2 separate regions of the Homo sapiens genome follow, and region 2 is linked to region 1. The links are chromatin contacts, found by Hi-C or POLR2A ChIA-PET in ENCODE. All regions are on one chromosome and are shown on one strand. The core of a region is the stretch at or near the end of the contact, and the rest is flanking DNA. Distances in the headings are between cores, read along the strand shown. Region 1 holds the start of PPM1J-DT (PPM1J divergent transcript). Region 2 has its middle 68 kb from the start of LRIG2.

Evidence for each region. Hi-C counts contacts between places; a loop is a spot of excess contacts on that map. ChIA-PET counts read pairs that join two places held with the same protein, here RNA polymerase II (POLR2A). Pooled maps may share reads with other maps.
Region 2: a loop to region 1 is called in a map of K562, with 3 times the contacts of the local background. The contact joins the enhancer-like site here to the promoter of PPM1J-DT in region 1. A Hi-C loop is called at or near these places in 2 of 168 maps with a recorded cell type or tissue (K562 and endothelial cell of umbilical vein), 4 of 37 single-sample maps with no recorded cell type and 13 of 50 pooled maps. POLR2A ChIA-PET finds 5 or more read pairs at or near these places in 1 of 52 experiments (BJ).

The regions. Positions count from the first base shown.
Region 1 is chr1:112,711,253-112,717,448 of GRCh38, reverse strand. It overlaps PPM1J-DT (PPM1J divergent transcript), which reads right to left and starts at 1,838. Exons shown (of 2, transcript XR_947714.4): 1 at 1,686-1,838; 2 at 1-998. PPM1J (protein phosphatase, Mg2+/Mn2+ dependent 1J) reads left to right here and starts at 2,117. Exons shown (of 10, transcript NM_005167.7): 1 at 2,117-2,473; 2 at 3,838-3,952; 3 at 4,418-4,705; 4 at 4,992-5,104; 5 at 5,394-5,478; 6 at 6,065-6,183. The coding sequence starts at 2,148. RefSeq lists enhancers at 1,768-2,062, 3,027-3,086 and a silencer at 1,777-2,566.
Region 2 is chr1:113,137,620-113,143,813 of GRCh38, reverse strand. No RefSeq gene overlaps it. Among named protein-coding and RNA genes, the nearest start is that of LRIG2, 68 kb to the right of the region's middle. RefSeq lists an enhancer at 2,839-3,008 and a cis regulatory region at 2,388-3,288. Within about 2 kb of position 2,838, at least 9 of the 41 ENCODE cell types and tissues checked have a DNase peak (open chromatin) inside an H3K27ac peak, as active enhancers do.

The DNA.
Region 1 (6,196 bases), core at 589-3,088:
AGAGGTGATGACCTCACCAGGTTCTGGGGCAGTCTGAGGATGGAGGAGGCATAATGGTGCCAGGAATAGGAGGTGAGAGGTTCAGGGAGGAGGAGCCTTAGGATTAGGCCATGGCTGGGGGCTGTTCTGGAGCCCCAGGGAGCTGTTATTCTCCCTGCTGATCATCTGGTGCTGGGGCTGGGGGGGTCTCTTGGCTTAGCTTTGCGGACAGCTTGCAGCCACACCATGGTGGGTGCTAGAAAGGGCAGGGAATAGGGAGCTGGGTGACACGAAGAAGTGGTAAGTAAACTGTCCCAGAAACACTGAATAATAAAAACAACCAGGAGTTATATTTGTTTCTTCAGTTGCTGGCTTGCTGCTGCTGTTATTTATCTGAGAGTTGGTTCCAGTTTTTCTCAAATAGCAGGGGAAAACCTATAGAAGCAGCCTGTTCTTTGTCCCCGTCTTCTTTTGCTGCTCTATTTGCCTTGGGGTCTGTTTTTTTTCTCTCCTGTGACTTCTTTTCCTCTGTCTCTCTCTGCCTAAAGCTCAGGTGTAACAAAGCAGGCATAGTAAGTCTACCAACCTGAAGGACCACTGTGGGATCTTTATTTGGAAGCTGCCAAGAAAGTCATCCCTTCTGGGGACACAGTTTAGCCTGGGGAACAAAGTGGTATGTGGTCAGGAAGCACCTGGCCGACAGAGCCCAGAAAAGTTCCAGCCGTGAACTGGGTGCCGTAGTCCCTGATGGCTACTTCCAACTTGCTTGAGGGCCACAACGGCGTTGTCCCCATTTGAGATGTGTGGATGGGTGGTGTCTGTGGATACCTAGCGATCAACTTTCTGATAGGAGGTTTAGAGACAGAGCTCTTGTGGCATCAGGTCAGTACCACCCTCTCCCAGAGGGGAGAAGTTAGGAAGAACGGGCAGCCAACCAGGCATTGGGCTCTGTCCTGGTCTTCCAGTGAGTGTGCTTTTACTCTTCTTAGGCAAGGGCTTAGCCTGGCCTCTGTCTCCCCCTGGCGGTAGACACAGAACTTGCTCAGCATTCCCGGACTGCTCTCAGCCCTGGCCCTAAGAGAAGGATGGGAGGGGAGGAACCCCCACTCCTCTCTCTGCCATTGATCTCCTTTCTAGCCCTTCCTCCCTGATCCGGAGAAGTAAGCTTGGTTCTTAAGACAGAGCAGGTTTGAATGTCAGGAGGCCGACATAGGTGTGAATCTTTCACTTGACCGTGTGACCTCCTGGGGCAAGTCACGGTAAAATGACAGGAAGCGTCCCGTCCTGCCTCATCCGTGAAACTGACAGAAAAAAAACCATCTTGAAGGATTGGTGTGCAGTATAAATAACCTAATACTGTATGGAACGTGCTTTGTAAAGGGTCTAGTATGCAGTACTTCTTCAATAAATAGTATTTGTTATGTTGTTATTATCCTATTAATAGCTTGTCCTGCTGTGGTCAGGGAAGGTCTGCATTGTGGGAAAGACCTGGGTTCTGAGAGAGAAAGGAGGGTGGGAGTAGCAACCGCTCTCCCAGATCTAGAGGTGGTCTTCACGGGGAACAGCGCATCAGGAGCCCAGGAATCTACCCCGGCTCCTGATTCCGGGGTGGTCGGCTGCAGCCTGCGTCATTAATCCCGCAACCCCACCCGGTACCAGCTTGCCCGCTCTCGCTCCAGCAGCCCCATCCAGAGGTGGTGTCACACCTGGCGCCTCATACCCAGCGGCTCCCAAGCGCCTGTTTTGCTCTGAGGTCATTAGCTCCATGGCTCTCTGGGCTGGCTGGCCACACCGAACCGAGAGCGAGGAGACCGCACCCCCTTGTCCCTCAGCCCCCGTCACAATGGAGACATTCTAGCTGTGTCTAATCTAGCGCACGGCTGAAATAAGGTTTCCTTCTCTCCGCCCCCTTCCCACAGCAACAGAACCTACCCCTAAGAAACGGAGGCGGGGCCAAGCCGGAATGGGGCGGGGCAGAGGCCGGGGACCCGTGGGCCGGTTCCTGGGGTGGCCCAGAGCAAGGGCAAGTTTCGCCCGGGACCCGCCCAGCTGGCCGGGAGCCAGTAGCAGGGAAGGGCCGGCTGGCGCGAGCACCGCCCACGCGGAGCCATGGGGGCGGGGCCTGGGCGGGGGCGGGGCCGCGGCCGAGGGCGGGGCAGGGAGGCAGCATGCTAAACCGGGTGCGCTCGGCCGTGGCGCACCTGGTGAGCTCCGGGGGCGCTCCGCCTCCGCGCCCCAAATCCCCGGACCTGCCCAACGCCGCCTCGGCGCCGCCCGCCGCCGCTCCAGAAGCGCCCAGGAGCCCTCCCGCGAAGGCTGGGAGCGGGAGCGCGACGCCCGCGAAGGCTGTTGAGGCTCGAGCGAGCTTCTCCAGACCGACCTTTCTGCAGCTGAGCCCCGGGGGGCTGCGACGCGCCGATGACCACGCGGGCCGGGCTGTGCAAAGCCCCCCGGACACGGGCCGCCGCCTGCCCTGGAGCACAGGCTACGCCGAGTGAGCGCCCCCTGGGGCACCCAAACCAGGATGGGGCTCCCACCCCTCTCCCCAGCTCCGCATCCCCGGCGCTAGGACGCGTTCCCCACGCCGCGTCCGGGCCAGGAGCTCCCTTTTCCGTGGACCTTTGCTATCCTCTGGTCTTCGGGCCGCACCCCCTCCCAACCCATTTTCCAGTGGGGGGCAGCCTGTGTCACCTTCTTCACGTCCTTCCCGCTCATTGACTGCCCTCGCCCACGCCGCCTCAGGACCCTGTTCTGCCCCAGAGCCCGGAGGGCGGAGAGCCCGGCGAAGGATGAGTTGGCCAGTTCCCCGTCGCGGCCCGGCAGCTTAAAGGCTAAGGGAAAAGGGGTTTCACGAAGGAGCGGGGTTCTTTTTAATAGGGGACATAGCGGTTGGGAAGACTCGCTCACCCGCTTCCCGGCTCCAGCGCCCCAGTTCCCTGTCCCTCTTACCGTAGTTCCCCTCCCCCTCCACACCCAGAAATAGCCCGCGACACCAGGAGGCCGCCAGCTTCCCCAGGAGCGGGGAGGGGGACGCCCGGGGTAGAGGAGGGTCCCATTTAGATGCCCTTCAGCCTGCCAACTCGTGCTGGCCTGGCAAAGAAGCGGACCCCCTGCCCGGAGCGGCCGGCTGGCCCCCGGGCTGTGTGTATTTTAAATGCATCTGCCGGGAACGCAGAGCACCGAGGGAGATGGGGGCGCTCAGTTCGCTGAGGAAGGTGGCTGGTGGCCCATGGACCCACCACCACCTCCCTTAGCCTCCTGTGTGGGAGGAGTTTATGGGTATGTGGCTCCTGCCCAGTCCAGGTGGGCTTTCACTTCTACTCTATTTCAGTTCCTCTTTCCCGATCTGGGCTGGAGAGCTTCCTCATTGTTAAGGCAGCAGAAACTTTCGCTGGATGGTTTTAGGATAAGGGTGGGTGTGCCCATGAGGATGAGGTGCTGGGGACAAGGCACTGGGAGAGTTGATAGTGGTTGAGGGTGGGATGTAGGGTCTAGCTAGCAGGGAAGTAAAACTTCTGCTACCAACTAGCCCCTCCCCCAGAAGCACCACTAGGAATGCCTTTTTCTTTTTTCTTTTTTTTTTGCCAGGGATGGGGGAAGTGAGGCAGGCAGGGGACATAGCGGTTGGCCAGAAGCTCCTGCTGGCCTTTCTGTGAAGTGGTAGGGCTGGCCACCCAAACAGTACTCCTTACACCTTGCCAGCCCTCCCTTCTCCTCCTCCCTCTGGCCTGGATCCCAGGTGGCTGTGACCTTTCTCAGCTTGGCCAGCGGGCGCAGGAGACGGTGTGTGTCTAAGGTGGGGGTTATTCCAGGACCTGGTCTGGTGTCCAACCTGATGTGGTCATTCTGGCCTGGCAGGGTCATCAATGCTGGCAAGAGTCGGCACAATGAGGACCAGGCTTGCTGTGAAGTGGTGTATGTGGAAGGTCGGAGGAGTGTTACAGGAGTACCTAGGGAGCCTAGCCGAGGCCAGGTAAGACCCATCCCCTTTCCCAGAGACACAGTGACACCTCTCCCCAGGGACTCAGGCCTCTGGTTTTAAATCTGAGCCATGCGGAAGACCTGATGAACTCACTGGCTATCTACCTTCTGGCACAGAACCTTTACCTGGTATTCATCAGTTAGATTCTACCATGTAAGCATGAATGTTACTTTCCCACCTAAAATGTAGAGGCTCACATATTTATGGATGATTTAATTGCCAGTGCTGAGTTTTGGATCTGTTATCCTCTGAGTTTGGGTTTTTGAGCCTTTCCTTTCTCTTGACACATACGAAGCCTTATGTGAATAAACCTAATTTGCCTTCAGTAGCAAACACTGACCTCTCAGATGTTTGTATGGATGCCCAGAGTCTTGTTATTCACCTTGCATAACACACACACACACACACACACACACACACACAAACAAAACTCACCTCCAACTTTTCCTCCACCAGGGACTCTGCTTCTACTACTGGGGCCTATTTGATGGGCATGCAGGGGGCGGAGCTGCTGAAATGGCCTCACGGCTCCTGCATCGCCATATCCGAGAGCAGCTAAAGGACCTGGTAGAGATACTTCAGGACCCTTCGCCACCACCCCTCTGCCTCCCAACCACTCCGGGGACCCCAGATTCCTCCGATCCCTCTCACTTGCTTGGCCCTCAGTCCTGCTGGTCTTCACAGAAGGAAGTGAGCCACGAGAGCCTGGTAGTGGGGGCCGTTGAGAATGCCTTCCAGCTCATGGTGAGTGGGTGACCTGGGCCAAGAGCCTGCTAGGCAACCACTCTGGCCAACTCTGTGTGGAAGCCAGAGGGGGTTACCCTGAGAACCCACAACACCTTTGAGAGCCTGAGCAGAGCTTGGTTCAGAGGGGAGGGAGAAGGGGCAGTTACACCCCAGTCTTCCCTCCTGTCTTCCAGTGTAGCCTGGCTGGGCCAGTTGATTTCTACGGGTGGAGGGGGTAGGGGGAGGGTGACTGTGTGCTGGAACCTCTCCTTCTACCCACCTCTGACCCTTCCTTATGTGGCAGGATGAGCAGATGGCCCGGGAGCGGCGTGGCCACCAAGTGGAGGGGGGCTGCTGTGCACTGGTTGTGATCTACCTGCTAGGCAAGGTGTACGTGGCCAATGCAGGCGATAGCAGGTATGGGGGAGGGGGCTCCAAGGTGGCGACAGAGGGCCACACTCTCTGAGTTGGGGGAATACAGGAGAGTAAGGTGGCAGGGGTTAAAAATCAAGATTGGAGGGAGTCAAGAGGGGTGACAGACATAAGGAGTGGCCTGAAATATCCATTGGGTGGGGTCAGGGGCAGATATGGGGGTCTGGGTAAGAGATCTGAAAGGTCATTATGGAGAGGGCCTGGTCTTTCTGGAATTTTTCATGAGTGGGTCTGAAGAGAACCAGGTCCCAATTCCTTTTCTTTCTTTGGGCAGGGCCATCATTGTCCGGAATGGTGAAATCATTCCAATGTCCCGGGAGTTTACCCCGGAGACTGAGCGCCAGCGTCTTCAGCTGCTTGTAAGTAGGAACCAAATTCCCTACCCCCATTCTTTGTCGGGTCTTGTGCCTCCCTGCACCCCATGGCCCTGAGAACTCTCACACCCCCACCACAGGCACAGAAAGCACTTTACTGGGAAGGCCGCTGTGTGGACTATGGAGTGCGGGGCTGAGCCGGTGGGAGGTTGCAGCAGGGAGGCTGCAGCACTGGGCTGGTCCAGTGCTCCCACTGTGGCCCCAGCTGAGGCAGGAAGTAGAGACTGAGGTGGGGGAAGGAAACAGCAAAGGCCCCTGAAAGGCAGTCCGGCTTAGTGCCTAAACGCATGTGGCTGTGGAGCTGGAAGCCCGGGATGCATCCTGGTCTGAGTGCTTTGCTAATTGTGTGACCGGAGCAGTTCCCTCCCTTAACCTCTCTGTGCATCAATAGTTCCTGCCTTAAGGGCTGTTGTGAGGAGTAAATGAGTTAATATTTGCTAATATTAGAATAACGTGTGGCACATGGTAAACTCTGTTTAAGGGTCTGCTGTAGTCAACGTCATCTGTGTGCCACCGTGTGCTGTGAGCATAATGCCCCCTGGCTCTCTGTTCTGATCATCCCCAACTCCAGGGCTTCCTGAAACCAGAGCTGCTAGGCAGTGAATTCACCCACCTTGAGTTCCCCCGCAGAGTTCTGCCCAAGGAGCTGGGGCAGAGGATGTTGTACCGGGACCAGAACATGACCGGCTGGTAACACTTCCCT
Region 2 (6,194 bases), core at 1,589-4,088, 430 kb before region 1:
CCCCTCCCAAGTTCAAGCAATTCTCCTGCCTCAGCTTCCCGAGTTGTTGGGATTACAGGTGCCTGCCACCATGCCAAGCTAATTTTTGTATTTTTAGTAGAGATGGGGTTTTGCCATGTTGGCCAGGATGGTCTCGAACTCCTGACCTCAGGTGATCCGCCTGCCTTGGCCTCCCAAAGTGCTGGGATTACAGGCGTGAGCCATTGTGCCCAGTCCAATCTGACTGTTTTTAAATACTGAGAAGGCTCTACAGAGCTATGGAACGGGAACACTCCACTATCACCACTCTTACTCCTTCTTTTTCTTCTTTCCTGAGCTGATACCACATTTTCCTCAAGAGTTGAATTGCTCAAGGTCTATCATGATTTAATTAAATGAGCATAGTTGACCATTCAACCATCTTTGTTTTCCTAACTCCAAATAGCCTCCTGGAGCAGGTATGTATCTATGCCTCCTGGGGCTACTCCCTATTCCTGCACCTGTGACAGACATTGTTGGTGAATTACAGCACTTGCCTCTGGGGCCTAGATGTGATGATGGAGACTCAGAATCCAACTCAATACAATTCCCCAGGCAGGCTTTATCCATCAATCAGAGTTGGCATGCAGTTGAGACAGTCCTTACCATCAGTGACCTAGTTGATTAGCTAATGTGTTCACTAGAAAAGCTCTGTTTCAACTCCCTTATAGAACATAGAGTAGTTTCTAGTTGCATTCTGTCTACTCTAAGCCTTTCAGGCTAGAGGATTTGGGTTGTGGGTGAGGATCTATTATTAGTCTAATTTGGCATGAAAATTGGAGTAAGACTGCCAAGGTCAGAAAAGTTTCTCCTAAGAACCGCCCTAGAGCATTGTCTGCCTCCCATCTCTATTTCCTGCCAAAACCCACAGAAATGTCTGGTGAGCTAGCTGGTCTTTAGCCATAAGAAAGAGTACCATAGAGGCTACAAAACAAGTGACAAACTACCCCTGGAAGGATGAAACTCTGGGGCAGACAGCAATTGGAGATGCCTTGGATGTCCCAGAGCAGCGGCAAGGTTTTCCACTTGGCCTGAGCTGATGGAACCATTTGCAATGGAAAGCCTGATATCTTCGGTCAGGTAACAGGCTGCTCCAGTTTCTTCTCTCTTCTCCTCCCCCTCCTTCTCCTCTGAGTTGATCGCATTTCCTTGGTGATGTTCATGCTTAGTCAGTAGATCTTAGGGAACAAGTGTATACCCCATTGGGACCTTGTCCGTGTAAACTACTATGTACTAATTAATGTTTTCCTCTGTACTGCATCTTCCTTCCTCTCTTTCTGGCACAAGCATTTATTTAATACCTACTGTGTGTTAAGTGGTAAGCACTGCCGTAGAGAAAAAAGCCCTTGAATTCTGTCTGGAGCCACCTGGGGATGCTGTATATGAAACAAATGCCACAGCCCTCATTAGCAGAAAAATACACTTCAAGTTGCTTCCTGTCTTCTTTAGGCCTCAAGAAAGCTGTAACTGAGTGGGAAAATGTTGAAACCTCACAGCTAAAATGAGAGCATTCCAGGGAATTCTACAAAATCATGAAGTGCCTCCATCAGTTGAACACAAACCAATTCTCAAACCCAGGAAACCGTAACGAGAGATTGGGTGAACACTTCCTAGCTCTGACTTATTGCCAGGCATTGTTCTCATTGTTTTCTATATATTAACTCTCTAAATCCCCACAGTAATGTTATGAGTTAAATACTCTTATCATTTAAAAGATGAGAAATAGAGGCACAAAGAGGTTAAATGACCTACCCAAGCCTCAACAGCTAGGAAGTGGTAGAGCTAGGATTTGAACCTATATAGTCTCATCGCAGAGTCCTAAACTGCCTGAAATATGTACATTTAAGCAAAAAACAAAAAGTGCTGATTCATGGATTGGAATGGAGTGGGATGAGTAATAACTGGGTGGTGCTTTTTATCTCAATATGTTAGATCAGCTAAAGACAGAAGGGTTTTGATAGCTGAGGGGCCCAGTGTCTATCCCATACTTTAAGGAAGGCCTCAGAAAGGCCAGCTGCTCCCCTAGATCCACCCACAGCTCCTAGTGTCCCCTGACAGACAGCAGACTGGTGCCAGAGTAGTTTCATGTGGTTGAGAGCCAGATATGCAAACAGTTCTGCATGGGTCCCTTTATGCACTTACATACTGTATTTTTTACTAGAAAATGGTGACATATTTAGTACCTAGTGCAGCAATGTCGTAGGTCCTACAAGTATGAAGCCTAACTTCTAGAATGGACTCTACCACCTACTGTCCCTTGATTCAGTTCTTTGCAACTATAAATATTTATTCATTCAGTAAATAATTTTGAGACCTCCTCCATGCCAAGCAACATGCACTAATTTGAATTCAATAGTTGCCCTAAGGTACTCACTATTTGCTGGTGGTGACAGTCAGATAACGGGATCTTTATAAGCACTTCCGCACTGTGTCCTCAAAGTGTGCCAGGGAGTGAGGGAGGGCTCAACCTGTCCCTCTTCCCTAGGAGTCTGTGAGCAGCAAATGAGATCATACAGGGGAAAGGGCTTTGTAAATAGCAGAAGGTGAGAATGGGGTGTGTGAGGAGGTGGGGAAGAGGGGGAAGAAGGAGGAAGCAGAGGGAACGGGAGGCAGAAGGGAAGGAGGGGTGAAGGAGAAGAGAGGGAGTGGCAGGGGGAAGGAAGGGGAAGTAAAGTGGGAGGACTTCAACTAGGAGCTGGCTGCCTTTTCTGGAGACCTCGGGCAGGCAGCCGCCAAGCTGAGTGCTCCATCAGGGGCTGTGAGCCTGAGTGAGGCCTCACAGGAGTGAGGGAACCAAGCCTGAAGCTCAGGGCTCACTCTCCTAGCAGGCCAAGTCCAAACCTTGCAACCGTTGCCAGACTACTCTGGACTCCGTCCTAGTGGGGGCCTTAAACTCGTGTTATGTTGCTTGAGACTAGGTGCTTTCGCTGCTCCCCATGCACCCCAACCTCTTCAGGATCCCAGCTTGAAAAGTGACAAAGGCCAAGCTGTCCCTCTATTGTGATGCCCGATTTCTCATGAATCCCCTTATATAATGGTATCTCTGAGAAATGGTGGCTCGAGGTGACGCCAGCCACCACCATTCTCTGTACTGAATCGCCACCTAGAGGCCAGTTCTAGCCCAAACCAATGTGTAGGCCAAGTTTTCAATTTTGCCTCAAGATAGAAAACAAAACAAGAGTTATCTTTGAACAAAAAGATAAAAAGGCAAGAAAATGGCACAAGACCTTTAAAAGGACTCCATCAGTCCCTTCACCAACCCTGTGGTTTGCTGATGAGATATGCAAGGGCTGAAATGTCTCCACTTCTCAATGGGGCAGGATTTCCTCCATGGCTTGGGACCAATGTGAGAATGTCACTGTTTCTCACATATTCTAAAGTCTAGATTTGAAGAACAAATATGCCAAGAAAACCCTCCAGTTTGCCCTGCATGTCAGACCCCAGCCCATCTGCTCCTCTTCTTTCATGCCCAAATTCAGACACGTTGGCTAGCTTGGGAAGACAGCTCAGCAGAAGATAGGATGTCCTTTTTAGGAGAGTTTGCTAATTTGGCTTACATTTCTGGAATTAGATGCCCTACACTGAACATGAATACCCATTAATCCTGGACCATTTATTGGGAAGTAGTTGGATGAGTCTACAAAGGCATCGAAGGTAAGTTGATAGTTCAAAATGAGCATCAAGGCCGGGCATGGTGGCTCAACGCCTGTAATCCCAGCACTTTGGTAGGCCAAAGCGGGCAGATCACCTGAGGTCAGGAGCTCAAAACTAGCCTGGCCAACATGGCAAAACTCCGTCTGTCTACTAAAAATACAAAAATGAGCCGGATGTGGTGACAGGTGCCTGTAATCCCAGCTACTTGGGAGGGTGAGGCACGAGAATCACTTGAACCCGGGAGGCAGAAGCTACAGTGAGCCAAGATCGCACCACTGCACTCCAGCCTGGGCATCAGAGTGAGACTCTGTCTCAAAAAAAAAAAAAAAAAAGAAAAAAAAATGAGCATCGAGGTATTTTGGTCTGAAGAAAATCCAAGCTACATGGTTCCAGATCTTCAGTGCCCCAGCTTGAACAGTATCAGGAACAGCAGAGTACTAAGAAAAGTAAGCCAGGCTCCCAAACTGAGCAAGGACAGTTTTCTTAATCCTCTTTTTAAATTTTTTAGGTTTTTCTGTTCATTCCTTTGCCAGTCTAGTAATTCAGCTTCCCACTACTCAGCTTATTGAATTCTTAAGTATAATTGGAAAACAAGATACATAAAATATTCAAACTCTCATTATCAAAGCATCCTAGTTTGTGACTGCTTGGGGATAGCAGTGTGTGCAGTGTCCAGGGAATGCCCACAGAGGCTGCAATACATTTTTGCAGGCAAGCAGCTGCTGGTCCCTCTTCAGACCAACAACAATTCAAAGAAGGGGCTCCCTTTAGAGTAAACCTGGAGGAACCTTGGGAAAATTAGACTGATGTTTGAATTTATGAAAAAGCCACAGCTGTTCCCCAAGGATAAAGTTCAGTCCATTGATCGGCCAAAGGGCCCAGAGGAAATGAAATTGCCATTTCCTTTACCCATCCACCCAAATAAGTTAGACTTCTAAAAACTGAAGTGTTTCCTTCTCTCCAGCAGAAATGATTCCACTTGGTGCTCACAGTAATCTTGTGAAGTAAGTACTATCATTGCTGTCATGCAGAGAAGGAAACAGAGGCTAAAAGAAATTTAGTAATTTGCCTGTAAGAGGAGTAGTCAAGATTTGAACTCAAGTGCTCTGCTTCCAGAACATCTGCAGTTTTCCCAATACTGCCATTCCCCTTGGCATGAAGCCAACATACTAAGTCCTAAAGAAAATTATCTGAGAAGTAATTCAGTTTGCCATAGATTGTTGCATGAATTCCTACACAACCACTGGAACTACACTATAGGTGGAATCAGTGGGCCAAGGACAACCCTCATTCAGGAATGATGCTCATTGTTGGTCAGTTAACACTATATACTTTCTGGGAGGGTCAAAACTTCTCAATCAAACAAAAAGGTTTCTCTTGACTGTTTCCTACTTCATTCTCTTCATTTAAGCCAGACAGGCTCTTTGTCCCCTATAAAACCTCCTACAAGACTTTGTCATTATTGTTCTCCAGGTAAAGGGAGTCCTCTCCTGGGAAAGTTAAAAAGAACCACCATAAACCAATTGGAAGAAACAAAGACACAATGGGGACAGTGATGGGGAGACATCAGGTGACATCAAGACTTCCCAGGATCACACAGTCAGTGAGGGGCAGAACTGCTCAGAATCCAAGTCCAATAGACTCTAGCTGAATGAAGTTTTCTTTCTTTTTTTTTTTTTTTTGTTGAGACGGAGTCTTGCTCTGTTGCCCAGGCTGGAGTGAAGTGGTGTGATCTTGGCTCACTGCAACCTCCACCTCCTGGGTTCAAGTGATTCTTTTGTCTCAGTCCCCCGAGTAGCTGGGACTACAGGCACAAACCACCATGCCTGGCTAATTTTTGTATTTTTAGTAGAGACGGGGTTTCACCATGTTGGTCAGGCTGGTCTTGAACTCCTGACCTGAGGTGATCTACCCGCCTTGGCCTCCCAAAGTGCTGGGATTACAGGCATAAGCCACCATGCCTGGCCTGCACTTTTCATTTAATCATAGTTTCAGAACATTGTATGTTGTTTCTAAGCAAAATCCAACTAGGAATCCCAGTCTCTAGGGCTAGCCCTAAAATAGCTCACTGGGGTTACTTCTCGCTACTAACATTCCCCATGCCCCATCTTGAATTGTCCCAGATAGAGAAGGGAGTGGGAAGAGGGTGCTCCATTCTGAGTGCCCATAACAATAGCTAATAGCAGCCAAAATGTGTTGAGCACTGTGCTGGGCACTGTGCTTATTACTTTATATGCATCAGCTTATCTAATTATCTCAACAAACATATAAGGTAAGCATGACTATTTCCATTTTACAGATAAGGGGAACGAGGCACAACGCTTCTAAGAAACTGGCTTAAACTCCCACAACTGGTTAAGAAGTGGGGGTAGGACTGGAGTCCAGCTCTGTTCACCGTCAAAGGCAGTGCTCTGAATCACTCACTTTTAAAAACCTTATAGTAAATGCAGGGCCCAAGGACTTTGGCTTACCACAAGGAATCCTCATATATGTAGCCAGCTGTCTCTGCAGTAAATTGGCAG